Linked DNA regions of Homo sapiens: region 1 is linked to region 2. A link is a loop called in an ENCODE intact Hi-C map of the cell type or tissue named here. Cell type or tissue: OCI-LY7. All regions are shown on one strand.

Region 1 (8,000 bases), 170 kb before region 2:
CTAGTTCAACAGGTGTGAATTTTAAGAGCCTTGAAACACTGGGAGATTGTTCCAGTTTATACCTCAATTGATAGACTGTGAGTGCTCTTCTTTCAGCACACTCTGATCAGCAATGAGCATGATTATTTTGCTTTTAAATAAAGTTTATCAATTAAAATGGCAGAAAATATCATATTCCTTTTATAACCTGCTTGCTTTGCTTATTAGCAGTAAGGTTAAACTTTAAAGTTTTTTTGGCCATTTGTTATTTTTTCTGTGACTTGTAATACAGACATTTCCAACCTCAAACTTTGTATGATTGTTTTCCTTTAAACTTACCGGTTTTATGTTTAGACATCTGCCTTAAAACAACCTGAAGATTTTCTTCCTCTTTTTCAATTTCCTGCTTTATAAGTGTAAGTTGAGTTTTTCTTTCACTAATCTGAACATTTAGTTCTCCTTTCTGAAAACTCAGTTCTTCCAGAAGAGATTTTACTTCCTGTGTTTGAAAAAAAAAAAGTTATTCCCTCCTGTGACTGTAAATGAAAATTACTTCAAAATAAGTTCTGTTATTTATTGTTTTATATCATAGAAATTCTAATTTGGAAACAAGCTCATTTTTGCCTTTTATGTCAAGAACAGCATTATATTTTACAGAAACCTATTTCTATATAATAGAAGAAAGTAACATATTCTCTTCATCTAAATATATTTGCAACATTACTGTAAGCAAGGCAACGTCTATAGAGAGAAAAGCCTGACTGAGACATGGCTCCTGCTCTGGAGGGGCTTAGTACCTTGTTGAGTGGTAAGGCAGGGAAGATAAACATGATCACAAAAGGCTAGGCCTTCATGCCCTAGGAAACATGCAGATAGAGTGTTTCTAAACTCAAAAGAAGGAAACTCCTTCTTCCAGAAGAAAGAAAAAGGTCAGAGAAGTTTTCTTTTTTTTTTTTTTTGAAATTGAGTCTCACTCTGTCACCAGCCAGGGTGCAGTGGCACGATCTCGGCTCACTGCAACCTCCGCCTCCCGGGTTCAAGAGTGCCGTGGTGCAATCTCGGCTCACTGCAACCAACCACCTCCCAATTTCAAGCAATTCTCCTATCTCAGTCTCCCGAGTAGCTAGGATTACAGGCGCATGCCACCATGCCTGGCTAATTTTTGTATTTTTAGTAGAGATGGGGTTTCACCATGTTGGCCAGGATGGTCTCAATCTCTTAACCTCGTGATCTGCCTGCCTTGGCCTCCCAAAGTGCTGGGATTACAGATGTGAGCCACTGTACCCGGCCAGAAGTTTTCTAAGAGGAGGTGGCATGAAGCTGCGCCATGAGAAACAGGTGGGATCTGGCTAGTGATAGGGGAGAAAGGGAATTCCTGGAGAAGAAATGGTATGAGAAAGGTACAGGGGCAGGAGAACTTTGAGCATATCCAGAAAACAACAGAGGGGGAACTACACATGACAGCCACTGCATGGATATGTAACAACACCAAACTGATTTTACAGAGGAGGCAAGATTTCAGGAATTTATATTTTCATTTGGGGAGAAGCAATGAAAATACATCAAAGTAAACCTATAGCACTGTCCTACGACTCTTCAGAAAACCCTAATAAAAAACACACCCTAATGTGATTGCACTTCTCAGTTACTTCAGTCTCTCCCAGTCTCAGAGCTTCCTGGAGGTCAGCTTTTGCCTGGACCATGCTTCCTTGGAGTAGATGCAGCTCCTCCTTTTTATGCCCTAACTGCCTGTCCAAGACAGCCATCTCCTGCTGCTGACTTGTCACCTGTATTAAAGAAAAGGGAAGAGTAAGTTTGACAAAGGCCATACAGCCCTCAGTGCTAACCTGGAGATAATTTAGTTGTGAGGTAAAATCAGGAGCTAATATCCTAGCCCCCAAGAGTCAGAAAAGCCAGGCAAGGAGTGCAAGGGTGAAATGCCTAATGAAAACCTTGAGCTCACATACTTAAAACCACTCAAATCACAGTGATCACAGTAAGAACAACAATATGATAATCATGATCATCCCTCAGGTTACAGTTTTCCAAGAACTTTTATTTTTATACCCTAATTCCATTTTGACATCCTTGGTGATGGAAGTTAGTCAGAGATTTTTAAAATGTATTCATTTTTAAAATTAAAAATTCGTTGCAATTTTAAAGACAATACGTATTTGTTTACAAAAAAAAAAGAAGACCATGCAGATATGCAAAAGGAAGACAACAGAAAATACTCAAAATCCCCCCTTATCAGATGACCACTTTTGTACTTTGGTATTGACTAAAAATACAACCATAAGTGTTGATAAAGGCATTTAACAGAAATGATCTCATAGAGTATACCATGTTTTGAGACCCACTTTTTTTATTCAGAAGTATTGTATTGAGTTGGGATTCAAATTTAGTTCAGACTTCATGCTTAACAACTATAATACATAGCCGCATTTATTCTTTTCTACAATTAAACATGTATTACTTTTATAATCATAAAGTGCTGTGTCAGTTGTTTTTTCAAGGTGTCTATTGCCATACCTGGCTTTTCAGCTTTTCCAGCTCGGCTCTTTTGGCCTGAAGAAGCACCTCAGATTCTTTAAGGACCTGCAGGTGGTGATCCTCATTGCGTTCTGCCATCTCTATGTCTTTCTGTAGTTTCTGAAGCCTACAAAGCACCAGCAACACTAGAGCAGATCCTAAGGGACTCGGAACCCCAGAGCTGTCTTCCAGCACAAACCCCTTGTAGCCCTACAGAGGCCTTACTTACTCTTCTGTCAGTTTTTCCTTCTTCTTGCTTAAACATTGGAAGTCTGAGTCTTTTGCTGCTACAATTTTGTTTATTTCTTTCAAGATTTCTTCTTGCTTGATTTTGTGCTGCTCCAAATCCTTTGCATCAGCCTGGAGCGATCTAAAGCACATTGCTTTATTCCCCCCAGGTCCTGTAGACTTACCATGCATTATTTATCATAAACCAATTATTATCCCCTTAGAAGCAAACTTTTCATTCATCTCAATGTATACATCAACGGCTTAGGGAATCCACCTACCTTAGCTGCTGATCAGCTTTGACGAGGTTAACAGCAGTTTCCTGAGCTCTCCTTTCTAATTCCTCAGCATCTGACTCAGTTTGCAATAAACTTCTCTTGGCATCAGTGAACTTTTCAACAGCATTTTTTGTCTAGAAAAGAAACTGTCATTAAAAGCCATTCAGTTACAATACTCACTCACAGCTACTGGCCATGTAAACCAGTACAGCTCTTTTGGAAAACAAGATGGTACAGAAAGACATAAAAATGTCCATTCACTGTAACTCTAATTCTCGGTAAATAATTCAGAAGCAAAGAACTACTATATAAAAATGCTCAATGTATAATAATATAAGACCTGACAAATAATAATAGGCTAAGTGATAATGCATTAACAAAGTGGAATACTGTGTAGCCTTTCAAATGATCAGATGACAATGTAGCAACACGGAAGAATGTTAATATTATGTTGGCTGAGAAAAATAAATTTAAAATGGTATAAGCACTGTGAGAGCAACTGTGTAAAACTACATGTGTCAACAAAGACAGAAAGACTATATAAAAATAAATACAGTCATTTGAAAGTAGTGGAACTAAAGATGCTTTTTATTTCAAAATAATCTGTAATACTATTATATCATTTTAAATATTAAAACTATCTACCCAACTAAGTGGGAAGGAAGTGATTTTACCAAGATTTCCTCCACACAGAAATTCTTGCTGCACTCTATAGTTATTATCAAGCGAAGTAAAAATGCATTGATCTGGTGATAATGTAATTACGGCTGACAAACACAAACATTAAATACTTTGCAAATGTTTAAAATCTTCCTATATAAGATTTGGTAAAAACACATTTGTTTTAATCAACTTGGTTTCTTTTTCTGCCTAACATAAGATGCTTAAAACAATGACATCAAAAGTTCCAAAAATAAATAGAGTGTGGTTTGCACTTGGTTGAGCAGTGACTCACCTTCAGCCAAAAAAAACTGAAGTCTGCCATTGTACTAAAGCCAGAGGAGTCCGTATGTTAAATTTGCCTATTAAATATCTGTGTGGATGCAAAAGGGTTGGCAAGCTCCCAGAGAGCTACATATTTTACCATACGTCTTTCCATTTCAGATAGCTTGTTTCTGTCAGTTTCACCAGCAAAGCACTGGATAAAACTGGCTATGCATTCCAGAAAAGCCACCAAATAGTTTTTTGTCTCCTTCTATGTCAGGTTTTAACATGTCTGGCACACTCCTTCCAAAACACCACTACTTTCTCTCTCCTCCTCCTTCTTACCAAGCTGCCTCCCTGAGTCATTTTGGGAGGATGAAGGTGAAAGAACTTACCAGCCTTGGTTGACTTACTACCTCTGCCTACTACCACTGCCATCAATTTTCTTTTGATGATTTTATATATCTATACCTATATATATTAATATATAACCAAAATATACCAAAATTTATAATCAAAATATACCAGTGATATTTTGATATATTATCAAAATATCTTATTATATATTATTATACCAGTGATTTTTTTTCCTCTAGTTCTGCTCACATCTATTTTCTCTCACAGTAATCCAACATATGACAACAGAAGGAACAGCTCATCTGAAAAGGACTTTTTCCATTCTTAATTACTCACAGAATTTCTTTAATAAATAATTTAGTTCCTAGGTAATAGACTGCTTTTAATTTAAATAGATTCATGTTGAAATAGCAAAATACAAATAATAGTTCCTGAGGTGTTTCATGTGGGTAAGGAACTCTTTTCATCCTGGAATTCTCATCTAACTAAAAGAGCCCTTGGCTATGTGACTCTGGGCCAGTAATGAGCCTCTCTGAGCTACATCAGTAAACCAAGCTAACATCATCTACACAGGGCTGCCAGGAAGGTTAAATGAAACATTTACAAAATGGCCATGTGTAGCCACAGCAGTGGCTCAATAAAAGGTAACTCCTTTTTCTCCCCAACTTCCCTCTGTGTTGTGGTCTAAAGAATATTATCGGGCCAGGCGCAGTGGCTCACGCCTGTAATCCCAGAACTTTGGGAAGCTGAGGCAGGATCACAAGGTTAGGAGTTCAAAACCAGCCTGACCAACATGGTGAAACCCCGTCTCTACTCAGGAGGCTGAGGCAGGAGAATCGCTTGAACCCGGGAGGCGGAGGTTGCAGTGAGCCAAGATTGCGCCACTCCACTCCAGCCTGGGTGACAGAGCGAGACACCATCTCAAACAAAAAAAAGAAAATTATCTCTGACCAAAAAATATTTTGTATCATTATCAACCTGAAGACCAAAGTAATACTTGTGAGGTCCATTGTAGCTTAATAAGAATATAAAGATTGACCTATTTAAAAAAACACAGGTAGCAGAACCCAAATAATTAAATATAAAAGATACACACAGGATAAGGACGTGGGGTGTGCTAGGAACTAAGTAACTTCAGGAATTTTAAATACGCTGTTTTATTTAATCCATGCCGAAAAGCCTACGTATTCTTAGCCTGAATTTATAGATAAGAAAAGCAAAGCCAGGGGACTTATATGACTTGCATAAATTCTCACATCTTCTTAACTAGCAGAGTCCAGCCTGGAACCTGGCTGTCTGACTTGGACAACTGTCCTCTTATCACACACATTCTCTTTCTAATCCTTCAGGTGGACAGTAAGCTGACTCACCCACACTGAGCTCACACCCCAAACCACAAGAAGACAAACCTTTTCTTTAGTGCATGAAAGTTCACTCTCAGCCTCTGCCAGGAGTCGGTCAGCTTCCCTGAGCTCTGAGCGACGTTTCAGAAGAGTCTTCTCAATGCACTCAATTTCATCTACAATATCTTCATGATGTTTGAGTGATTTTTCTATTTCTAGTTCAGTCATAAGACTCTCAACATTTCCATCAATGAAGTCCCTAAAAAATAATATATACACCCATTAAAAAATGTTAAATGTAGACAATACAGATACTTGTAGCCTAACTACTAAAAAGATCTACAATGATTTTCTAATTTTATATGAGAATAGGTAAGAAAGACTGCTACATTTGATTTTGTTCAAGGTCTAGGTTTACCATCTTATTAAACATGGAATTCCTATTGGCAATAAATGCATAATATGTAAAATGCATGACATGGAATTGTTTGCCCTTTTAAATATAACAACAAAGATTATTGTGTTGTCAGCACTTGACCAAGAAAATGTTGATACTTCTATTCTTTTGAGGTATAAAAATAAAGCAAACCACTACCACAATATTCATCCATTCCCTCAAAACTATCCTTCAAGGGCAGTTCATAGGCTGCCCTTGAAGACTACCTGATTTTGTGATTTATTCCATTCGGCTGAAGTAAAACTCTGGTGACAACATTTGACACATCAAAAACTGTGACACACAATTCAATATCTTAAGGCTAACATGATGAAATTATTTGAAAATTAGATTAGCTATGTATGACTGCATGACAGAAAAATATGAAAATAAATTCAACATTTAACAGATTATCTTTAAATGAAGGCATACATATGATTTTTACTTTCTTCTTGGGACATTTTTGTGTTATCCAAACTTCCTAGAATAGTATTTATTACACTTTTATAACTATGAAAAGAAGTGGCAATCCTACCACCCTATCATCTCCCTCCAAAATACCTCAAAGTAAAAAAATTCCATTCCCCAATGTGTATACCCACAAAAATAACAGACATAACCATCTGCCTAACCTTCAAACATCTAGCCCCTATCTTTTAGGTGTGGCCCTTGCTTTCACTTGCCAGGACTATTAGTCAGATGTCTGCTGCTAGATGGCAGTGACCACGTCTTACTTACTTGTGTCCTCTGCAGGCCTCCCTACCACCCTGGGGTCTGGGCCAGTCTGGGTTAAATGACAAAAACTGGGGAACTGTCATAATTCATGGACTACTGCAAAAGATAGGCTTTTGCATAATTAACCCAATCAACAGATGCTGCATTCACTAAGTGACCCTATGACAGGTGCTGGGACACAGAGATGGAGGTCCAGCTACTGCCTTCAAGGAGCTCCTGGGCTCCCCAGAACATTGTGTGAACAGTGCTATGACCAAGGTTGCTAACCTTGAATTGTGGGCACCTGAGAAGAAATAGGCTTTTAATGAGAAAAAAAAGAGAGGGGATCTCTGACCTTTATTTTGAAGACAAGTTGGAGTTAGGTAAGGGGGTCAGCAGGGAGAAGACAGTACATGCAAAGGTGTAGAGGCAGGAGAAAACGTGGTGTTTGAGGAAACCACAGGAAAGTAGTGAGCCAGACCAAATACTGTGATAAAAGAAAAAGACGGGTGGATTTCAGATGGAGAAGGGTCGTGTATATTCTGATGGGACTGAGAATCACATGGGAAAGTGGAACAGTCAGATTTGCAGTGTGTCAAGATACAGCGTAGACCAAGAGAGAAGACATGGAAGGCCAGTGTGGAAACTATTACAATCGCTAGGATGAGACTAATTAAAAGCTAGAGAAGGGGAGATGACAGAAAGGGACCAGTTTGAGAGCTCTCTGGATGCAGTCAGCAGGATTTAGAGACCAACTGGAAGCACAGGAGAGTAATGGAAAAGAAAGAGTTGAGAACCCCTGCTGTATTTTTAGCTAGGGTAACTGGAGAGGGGAAATGGTTATACCACTCTCCAAGAGGGACTACAATAAGAGCTGATTTGTATTATTGGCCAAAAGAACTCAGACCTGTATTGCTCAATATGGTACTCAATATGTGGCTATTAAATTAATTGAAATTAAATTCTGTTCCTCAGCTCCATCAGCCACATTTCAAGTGCTCAACAGCCACACTGAGCTAGTGGTTACTGTTTTGGACAGAAGATCAAGAACATTCCAAGATTATAGAAAGTTCTGTTCGACAGCATTAATGAACTAATATCGTATTTGTCTGAATTATAAAAAATATATTAATTACTTTTGCTGTTGACGTTTCTGGACAGTTCTATGTAATTCTTCTACTTCACACTCTAAGCTTTTCTTCTCTTGCA
Region 2 (8,000 bases):
ATCTCTAGATGGTTGTTCTTCTCTCTTGAGAACATACTGTTAGAAGTTAATAAAAAGCAATGTGTCTACTTTGATCTTTTTTGTTTCAGGACTGCTTGTAGGTGAGATCTTGTCTGCAGTTCTAAGTCAGGAAGGCATCAATATCCTAACCCACCTCCCCAAAGGGAGTGCAGAGGCGGAGCTGATGAGCGTTGTCCCAGTATTCTATGTTTTTCACTACCTGGAAACAGGAAATCATTGGAACATTTTTCATTCTGACCCATTAATTGAAAAGCAGAAACTGAAGAAAAAATTAAAAGAAGGTAAAAAAAAAAAGTATTTCACATAAAAATTGGGTGATTCTAAACTAATATTTTTATTAAACTAATATTTAAGTTGTGAATTATAGAAAACTTTGTAAGAGAATTTTAGCAAAAAAATCATGAGATGGACTCTACTATATAAATAAATATTATTTCTGTAGCATTTTGGCTCAACTTACCAAAATGCCTGAATGAGAGGCAAGGCACCTGCATTCCAAACTACAGAACACTTCCTTCCTTTTCGAATGAGATCAGAATGTTCTACTTGATAATTCCCAATTCGAGCAATTCATATACTTCCTTTGAGAAGTTCAATGCTGGCCACAGAGCATATGCTTGCTGCCCAACACCAAAGGAAGCTTACCATTCTCAGGGCCTGATAAAGTGTTCTTTGAGTAGAAACGGAGGTCTGTTAAGCACCGTGTTCTTTTTCTTGTGCTTCTTAGGGATGTTGAGCATTATGTCCTACAGAAATGCTGACTACTCTTACAGTGTGTGGAAGGGTGGAAGTGCTAGCACTTGGTAAGTAGAAGATTTTGAGTTGCATTTTCATATAGTGGTTAATTAACTAAAGAATAATAACCATAATGGAAACTCCATTCCTCCAGTTGCTCAGGCTAAAAGCCTCGTCATCCTTCACTCCTCTCTTTCTCTTACCGTTCACATCTGATCCAGCAGATATGGATTCAAAATATATCCTTAATTTGACTACTTCTCACCACCTCCACCACACTATCCTGTTCCAAGACACCTTCCTCTCCCACCTGGATTCTTACACTAGTCTCCCTTAGTCTTCTGGGTTCAGCCCTTGATCCTCTTCAGTATATACTCAACACAGCAACTGAAGTGACCCTGTTAAAACATATGTTAGATCATGCCACTCAAAACCATTTAGGAGCTTCCCATCTTACCCAGAGTAAAAACCAAACTTTTTATTGTGATTTACAAAGCTCTGTATGATCTGGCTCCACCTCATGTCTCCTACTTTATCTCCTATACTCTCTTTCCCTCCAATTCAGCCCCACTAGCCTTCCTCAAACACACCAGGCATGCTTCCACCTCAGGGCCTTTGCACTGTTTTCTCAGTCTGGAATACTCCTCCTTAGGTGTCAGCATGACTGGCTCTCATATTTCCCTCAGGTCTTTACCAAATGTCACCTTGGGGAGGCCTCTGCTATATCATAATGTCTAAAATTGCAATCCACTCCCCTCCCAACACCTCATATCGTTTCTTTTCTCCTCAGTGTGATTACTAACGTTCTTGCTTATTCCACTATTGTGTATCTCCCCCACTGGAATATAAGCTCCATGCGGGAAGTTCTAAGTATCCCTAGTGCCTGGTACCTACCTGGCACATAGTAGATGCTCAGTAAGTATTTATTCAATGAAACATATCTTCCAAAATTCTGATGATTTGAGGGAAAGATAGTCTGAATTAATTAAGAGTCCATATGGCAGTCTATTTTCAAAAAATACCGGCTGGGCATGGTGGCTCACGCCTGTAATCCCAGCACTTTGGGAGGACAAGGCGGGCGGATCATGAGGTCAAGAGATCGAGACCATCCTGGCCAACATGGTGAAACCCCGTCTCTATGAAAAATACAAAAATTAGCTGGGCGTAGTGGCATGTGCCTGTAGTCCCAGCTACTCAGGAGGCTGAGGCAGGAGAATCACTTAAACCCAGGAGGCAAGGGTTACAGTGAGCCGAGATCGCGCTACTGCACTCCAGCCCGGGTGACAGAGTGAGACTCTGTCTCAAAAAACAAAACAAAACAAAACAAAAAAACCATCATGCTATGACAAAATATTTAATAAAAACGGTGTGCCAGCTGCTTTGTAGGTTCTATATGAAACATATTTAAGGAGTTTACAACCTAGAATACTTTAATTTTAGATTTTTTTCTTTTTTCTTTTTTCTTTTTTTTTTTTTTGAGACGGAGTCTTGCTCTGTTCCCAGGCTGGAGTGCAGTGGCACGATCTCGGCTCACTGCAACCTCCGCCTCCCGGGTTCAAGCGATTCTCCTGGCTCAGCCTCCTGAGAGCTGGGATTACAGGCGCGCACCACCATGCCTAATTTTTGTATTTTTAGTAGAGGTGGGGTTTCACCATGTTGGCCAGGATGGTCTCGATCTCCGGACCTCGTGATCCACCCACCTCAACCTCCCAAAGGGCTGGGATTACAGGCATGAGCCACTGCGCCTGGCCAGTTTTTTTTCTTTAGCTATTGAGATCTCCCAGAATTTTATCTTTGGCCCTCTTATTTTCTGTAATCTCCCCTGGTACAGTCTCATTATTGCCCATGATTTCCATAACATCTAGGCCAATGGCCCCCTAATCAATGTCTCAAGGCCTAACTTCTTTCCTAAGAAGTTAGGAAATGTCCTAGATCCATATTTCTAGGTTTCCGGAAGCCAAAGATCCTTCAAGCACAATATGTGCCAAATTCATTATTTTCTTCCTCAAATACACTTCTGTTTCTTTACTCAGTGCACAACAATACCCTGCCCTTTGTCCCCCATGGATCAAGTCAGAATCATCAGTTGGTTTTTGATTCCTTCCTTTCCTTTTGGCTTTACCTCTGATCAGCTACCAAGTTCCATAGATTATACCTTAGGATTAGGTCTGACCATGTGTGGGTGACACACTTCAAAAGACACACAGGGCCAGATACAGTGGCTCACACCTATAATCCTAGCACTTTGGGAGGCTGAAGCAGGAGGATGGCTTGAGCAGAGGAGTTCCAGACCAGACTGGGTAACATAGGGAGACCCTGTCTTTAATAAAACAATAAAAATATAAAAAAATAAATAAAAGGCTCATAGACCCCTGCAGCACACCAACCAGAGGATAACCCAGGATGCAGGAGTGGGAGTGAGTGTCAATGAAGACTGGAAACTGACACAGCAGGACCTGGGAAATAGATGCCTGGAGAGCAGAAAGCCCCACAGGAAGGTACAACAGCCTCTCAGTAAACACTCAGAGCCTTTCAAGAGTTTGGGGCAAGACTGAAACATACACCCAACTCCATGAGTTCCTTGAAAGAAATAATAGACATAGAAGAAAATGTCCAGCACCTAAATACCCTCAAACTTTTCTTGAGAAATACAAAGCAGATTTTTTAAAGTACGAATATCATTCATATTAGCAAAACCCAAAATTGATGATGATGAACATTTTTTATATTCGTCTTTTTTTTTTTTTAAAGAACATTGTGGATATTGAACTTTTCTCTTTAACTACAAGCCTCCATCTTATTTCTGTTTCTTTCCCCCAAGGGCATTCACTATCATGAGTTTATGCATCTTTCCAGAACATTTTTAATATTTTATATAGTATATATATACATGAAATCATATAGCTGTAACTTAACTCCAGTTTGGCTGCTCACTGCTCAAATGCCAAACTCAAGAGACTAAGGTTGGTGGGAGGAAAAGCAGGTTAATTCAGGAGCCAGCAACCCAAGGAGATGGCAGACTAGAGTCAGGAAACTATCCCAAATGCCCTAGGCTGGCCAGAGGGATTTTAAAGAGGAAGGGGCTTGGAAAACTGTGTGCAAGAGTTAGCTACGTACAGGTCAGCATGTCTTGTTCTGATTATTATCTTGAGTAACGGGCCATCTAGTGGTCAGCTAGACTGAAACAGGTTTGTAGATTAACTGCTCAGTATTTTTCTTCTCCAGGGGACATTTCACATCCTTGATTTTTATCTCATGGCTAGTTCCTGGAATTCTTAAGTAAGCACTGTTTAAGAAAGTTAAGCATTGTAAAAGAAAGAATGGTTATTTGCTTCCAAAATGAAGTGATGGGTTTACAGTCCCTTTTTGTATTTCTAAATGATTATAACTAGTATCATACTATACCTATCATTCTGTAACTTACCTTTTTCTTTTAATACTTTTTAGTTACTTTAGATCTAGTAGTATAGGTAAATATAGCTCACTCCTTTTCATTGCCATGCAGTATTTTATTTTACAAATATATCACATAGTATATATTCTTTATCTATTCCTATCTTGATGGACAACCATTTCCAAATTTTAATATTACAAACAATATGATAATGAACATCTTCATATGTCTCTTTGTGCACATGTGTGAGAGTTTCTCTAGGGTATATCCCAGGAGATAGAATTGCTGGAACATAAGGAATGCATATTTACAGTTTCATCAGATTTTGCCAGATTTCTCTTCAAGGTGACTAAAAAATTCTTTTCTACTCTAAATTTTTAGTCCCAGACCCTACTGTAAAACATGAGGAACTAAACTAGACCATATTAAGCACTTGTAGAGGTAGCCTAGGGTCTGGAACAAAAGCAAATCAAATAGCCTACTTCTTTTTTTCCTCCATGTCACACTTAAAATTTGAATTTCAGGGCAGTCTCCAAGGGACAGGTCAGTGGGAAGAGGAGAACGCAAAAAGCTAGAGCGAATTGTATTTGCTTTACCTTTAGGGAAGTGCTGTCTAGACTCTCACTCCTTAAGGATACCAGGGATGAGACACCCAAGAGTACCAAAGAGAAAGAGAGATAGGAGTAAGAGCTTATAAAAACCAGGTGCAGTGGCTCACACCTATAATCCCAGCACTTTGGGAGGCTGAGGCGGGTGGATCACCTGAGGTCAGGAGTTTGAGACCAGCCTGGCCAACATGGTGAAACCCTGTCTCTACTAAAAATACAAAAATTAGCTTGGCATGGTGGCACGTGCCTGTAGTCCCACCTACTCAGGAGGCTGAGGCAGGAGAATCGCTTGAACCTGGGAGGTGGAAGCTGTAGTGAGCCAAGATTGCGCCATTGCACTCCAGCCTGGGCAACAGAGAGAGAGTCCGTCTGAAAAAAAAAAAAAAAAAAAAAAAAAGTAAGAGCTTATACCTATTGAATACTTACTATAATCCAGAACTATTTTAAGTATGTTCATATATTTAATCTTTATAATTGATCCCAAAGGATGAGTCCGTTGTTTCTATTTATTGCCATTGCCTTTTTTCAAAGATGTAACTAAAGCATCTTTATATATACAGATGTATAGATAAGTGGAGAGGCAGCCTGGCCGTATAACTGCACTCATATGCCTTTCTAGCCTGCTAAAAGAAGAGAGACTTCCAAAAGCCAAAATCCCAAGAGAGACCCAATGTAAAATGTGGGCCAATCTTTGAAAATGTGAGTGTCCTTGAACCTGAGCAATCCGTAGAAGTATTTCTCATCCTTGAGAGCAGTGTGGGAGGATTAAAAAGAGAGGAGCTCTCAACTCTTACCCCCTAAAAGTCAATAGAGTAGAAAATAAATTTCTGATGTTTCTAGAGAAAGAATTAGGAAAAGGCACCTAGTTGTGGAGGGGCAAGTTCCGATTAATATCAAAAAAAAAATCTTTAAAATAATTAAATCAATTAGAGCAAAGACTGAGAACAACCTAAATGTCTACAGAAAGGGAAATGGCTTAAATAGCTTTGGTGCATCTGTACCAAAATACTATAATTTAATGTATAAAATCACTTGTAAAAGAACAAGGAAACTTTATGTATTAATATAGATCTCTAAGGCATATTACTAAATGGAAAAAAAGCCAAGTACAGGATAATGTAAACATTCTCCCACCATTTTGGTGTGGTTGGGATGGAAAGGTAGATGGGAAGGCTATATCTTGTATCTACTATTTGGAAGAAAGCACAAGAAACAATGGTCATCTTCTGTTGGGAGGTGGAGGGGGACAGGGACTGCTAGAAGGAGACTTTTCATAAAATATCCCTTTGTGCTTTTGGATTTTTTTTTTTTTAAGTTCTCTCACTCAGGCTGGATGCAGTGGCAGGATCTCAGCTTACTGCAGCCTCTACCTCCTGGGCTCAAGCAATTCTCCCACCTCAGCCTTCCAAGTAGCTGAGACTATAGGTGCCTGCCACCACATCTGGCTAATGTTTTGCATTTTTTGTAGAGACAATGTCTCACTATGACGCCCAGGCTTCACTTTTGGATTTTTGAATCATGTGAGGGTTTTACCTCTTTAAAAAAATGCTTAAAATACATTTAAAAAATGAAAATGAAAAAGAAACACAAATTTTTTAAGTGGGGGAAGTGGGAGAGCAAGTCAAGTGGTCTGAGTCTCAGACATTTGAGGACCTGGGGAGTGGAGCCTCCTGGGCGACTGAGAGAGTGAAGAGATGTTATGGGGGGATGAACCCAATCCTCTCTGATACTCTTCGATGGGTATTAGTAGAGACTTGAAATTGCTTTTTGACTAAGTAATAATGATCATTAAAATTTCCTGTGGGGTAGTAAGTTCTGTGTCAATGGCAGCACTCAAGGACAAGTGAGATAAACACTCCAGGGACATTGGGAAAGGGGACTTGGGGCCTCAGATAGGAATTTAGATTCCATGGAATGCACAAATTTTACAATCTAGAATTTTGTGATTTACTCTTTCATGTCTCATGTTCATAGGTCAATGCCTTGACTCAAAACTATTTATTTTATCTCTGTTATCTTTAACTTTAGAGTGTAATTCTTATCATCAGGAATCAATTTTTAGCTTGTGTGCTAGCGGACAATGTTGTAATCACAGAAGATGTGCTGTTCACATTTGTTTACCGAATGTTTTGGAGGTATTCCAAAAATCTTCCCTTCCTTTGTAAAATGATGACTTACTTTGGAATTGCATGTTTTAAAATGTTATTTTCTTTTAAAGAATAAAGTTGTATAAATTAATTGAAAGTCAAAAGGGATTCAGCGTTCTAAATATTTATTTATTTGATTTTGTCTTAAAGGTTAACAGCTTTTGCTTTAAGAGTACTTGGACAAGTAAATAAATACGTAGAGCAGAACCAAAATTCAATTTGTAATTCTTTATTGTGGCTAGTTGAGAATTATCAATTAGATAATGGATCTTTCAAGGAAAATTCACAGTATCAACCAATAAAATTACAGGTAAGGAAACCAAATGCACAAATTAGCAATAGTTTTATTTAGTTTGAGTTTTATTCTCATCTGATTATGGGAGGATGAAGAAGAAGAAGAAAAAAATGTAATTCTGCAAGAAATTCCTTTGTGAACAAGCAAAATATACAAAGGTCTTTCCCATAATATCTGAAGTGAAGCGATCTTCAGACAGTTCACTAGAGATCAGAGAAGTGATATCTTAGACCTCTCGTTTAACGGGGTGGAGGTAGATGGGCAAGTGAAAGCACTCAAGCGAGATAGACCCAGGGCTTATTGAGAAATGGGAAGCAGGAAGGGAAAGAGTGGGAGATAAGGCTTAAAACACAGAGTAGAGGCCAGGTGCGGTGGCTCACGCCTGTAATTGCAGCACTTTGGGAGGCCAAGGCGGGCGGATCATGAGGTCAGGAGTTCAAAACCAGCCTGGTCAATATGGTGAAACCCCGTCTCTACTAAAAATACAAAAATTAGCCGTGCGTGGTAGTGCACGCCTGTAGTACCAGCTACTCAGAAGGCTGAGGCCGGAGGATGGCTTGAACCCGGGAGGCGGAGGTTGCAGTGAGCCAAGATCAAGCCATTGCACTCCAGCTTGGGTGACAGAGTGAGACTCCATCTCAAACAAACAAACAAAAAACAGAGTAGAATCAGGTCATTTCGCCTTAAAGACACCATTTCACTCCCCTTTTAAAACATTGCTTCTTTTTAGGGTACCTTGCCTGTTGAAGCCCGAGAGAACAGCTTATATCTTACAGCCTTTACTGTGATTGGAATTAGAA

Evidence for each region. Peaks named below come from ENCODE experiments on the same cell type or tissue, not always from the same donor. Only the 100,000 strongest peaks of a DNase experiment are listed, where the experiment ranks them.
Region 1: a loop joins it to region 2, with 2.2 times the contacts of the local background. A loop is called at or near these places in 5 of 110 quality-filtered maps.

The regions. Positions count from the first base shown.
Region 1 is chr9:121,152,621-121,160,620 of GRCh38, reverse strand. It overlaps CNTRL (centriolin), which reads right to left. Exons shown (of 44, transcript NM_007018.6): 26 at 7,928-8,000; 27 at 5,708-5,900; 28 at 3,021-3,151; 29 at 2,741-2,881; 30 at 2,512-2,638; 31 at 1,602-1,766; 32 at 319-478. Among named protein-coding and RNA genes, the nearest start is that of RAB14, 45 kb to the left of the region's middle. In OCI-LY7, no CTCF peak of the experiment used is centred here; DNase peaks (open chromatin) are centred at 420 and 3,990; H3K4me3 peaks cover 2,242 bases; H3K27ac peaks cover 5,778 bases.
Region 2 is chr9:120,981,870-120,989,869 of GRCh38, reverse strand. C5 (complement C5) reads left to right here. Exons shown (of 41, transcript NM_001735.3): 24 at 90-302; 25 at 749-824; 26 at 7,056-7,215; 27 at 7,931-8,000. Among named protein-coding and RNA genes, the nearest start is that of C5-OT1, 33 kb to the right of the region's middle. RefSeq lists an enhancer at 6,131-6,280. In OCI-LY7, CTCF peaks have their summits at 3,714 and 3,915 (motif pointing left); a DNase peak (open chromatin) is centred at 3,909.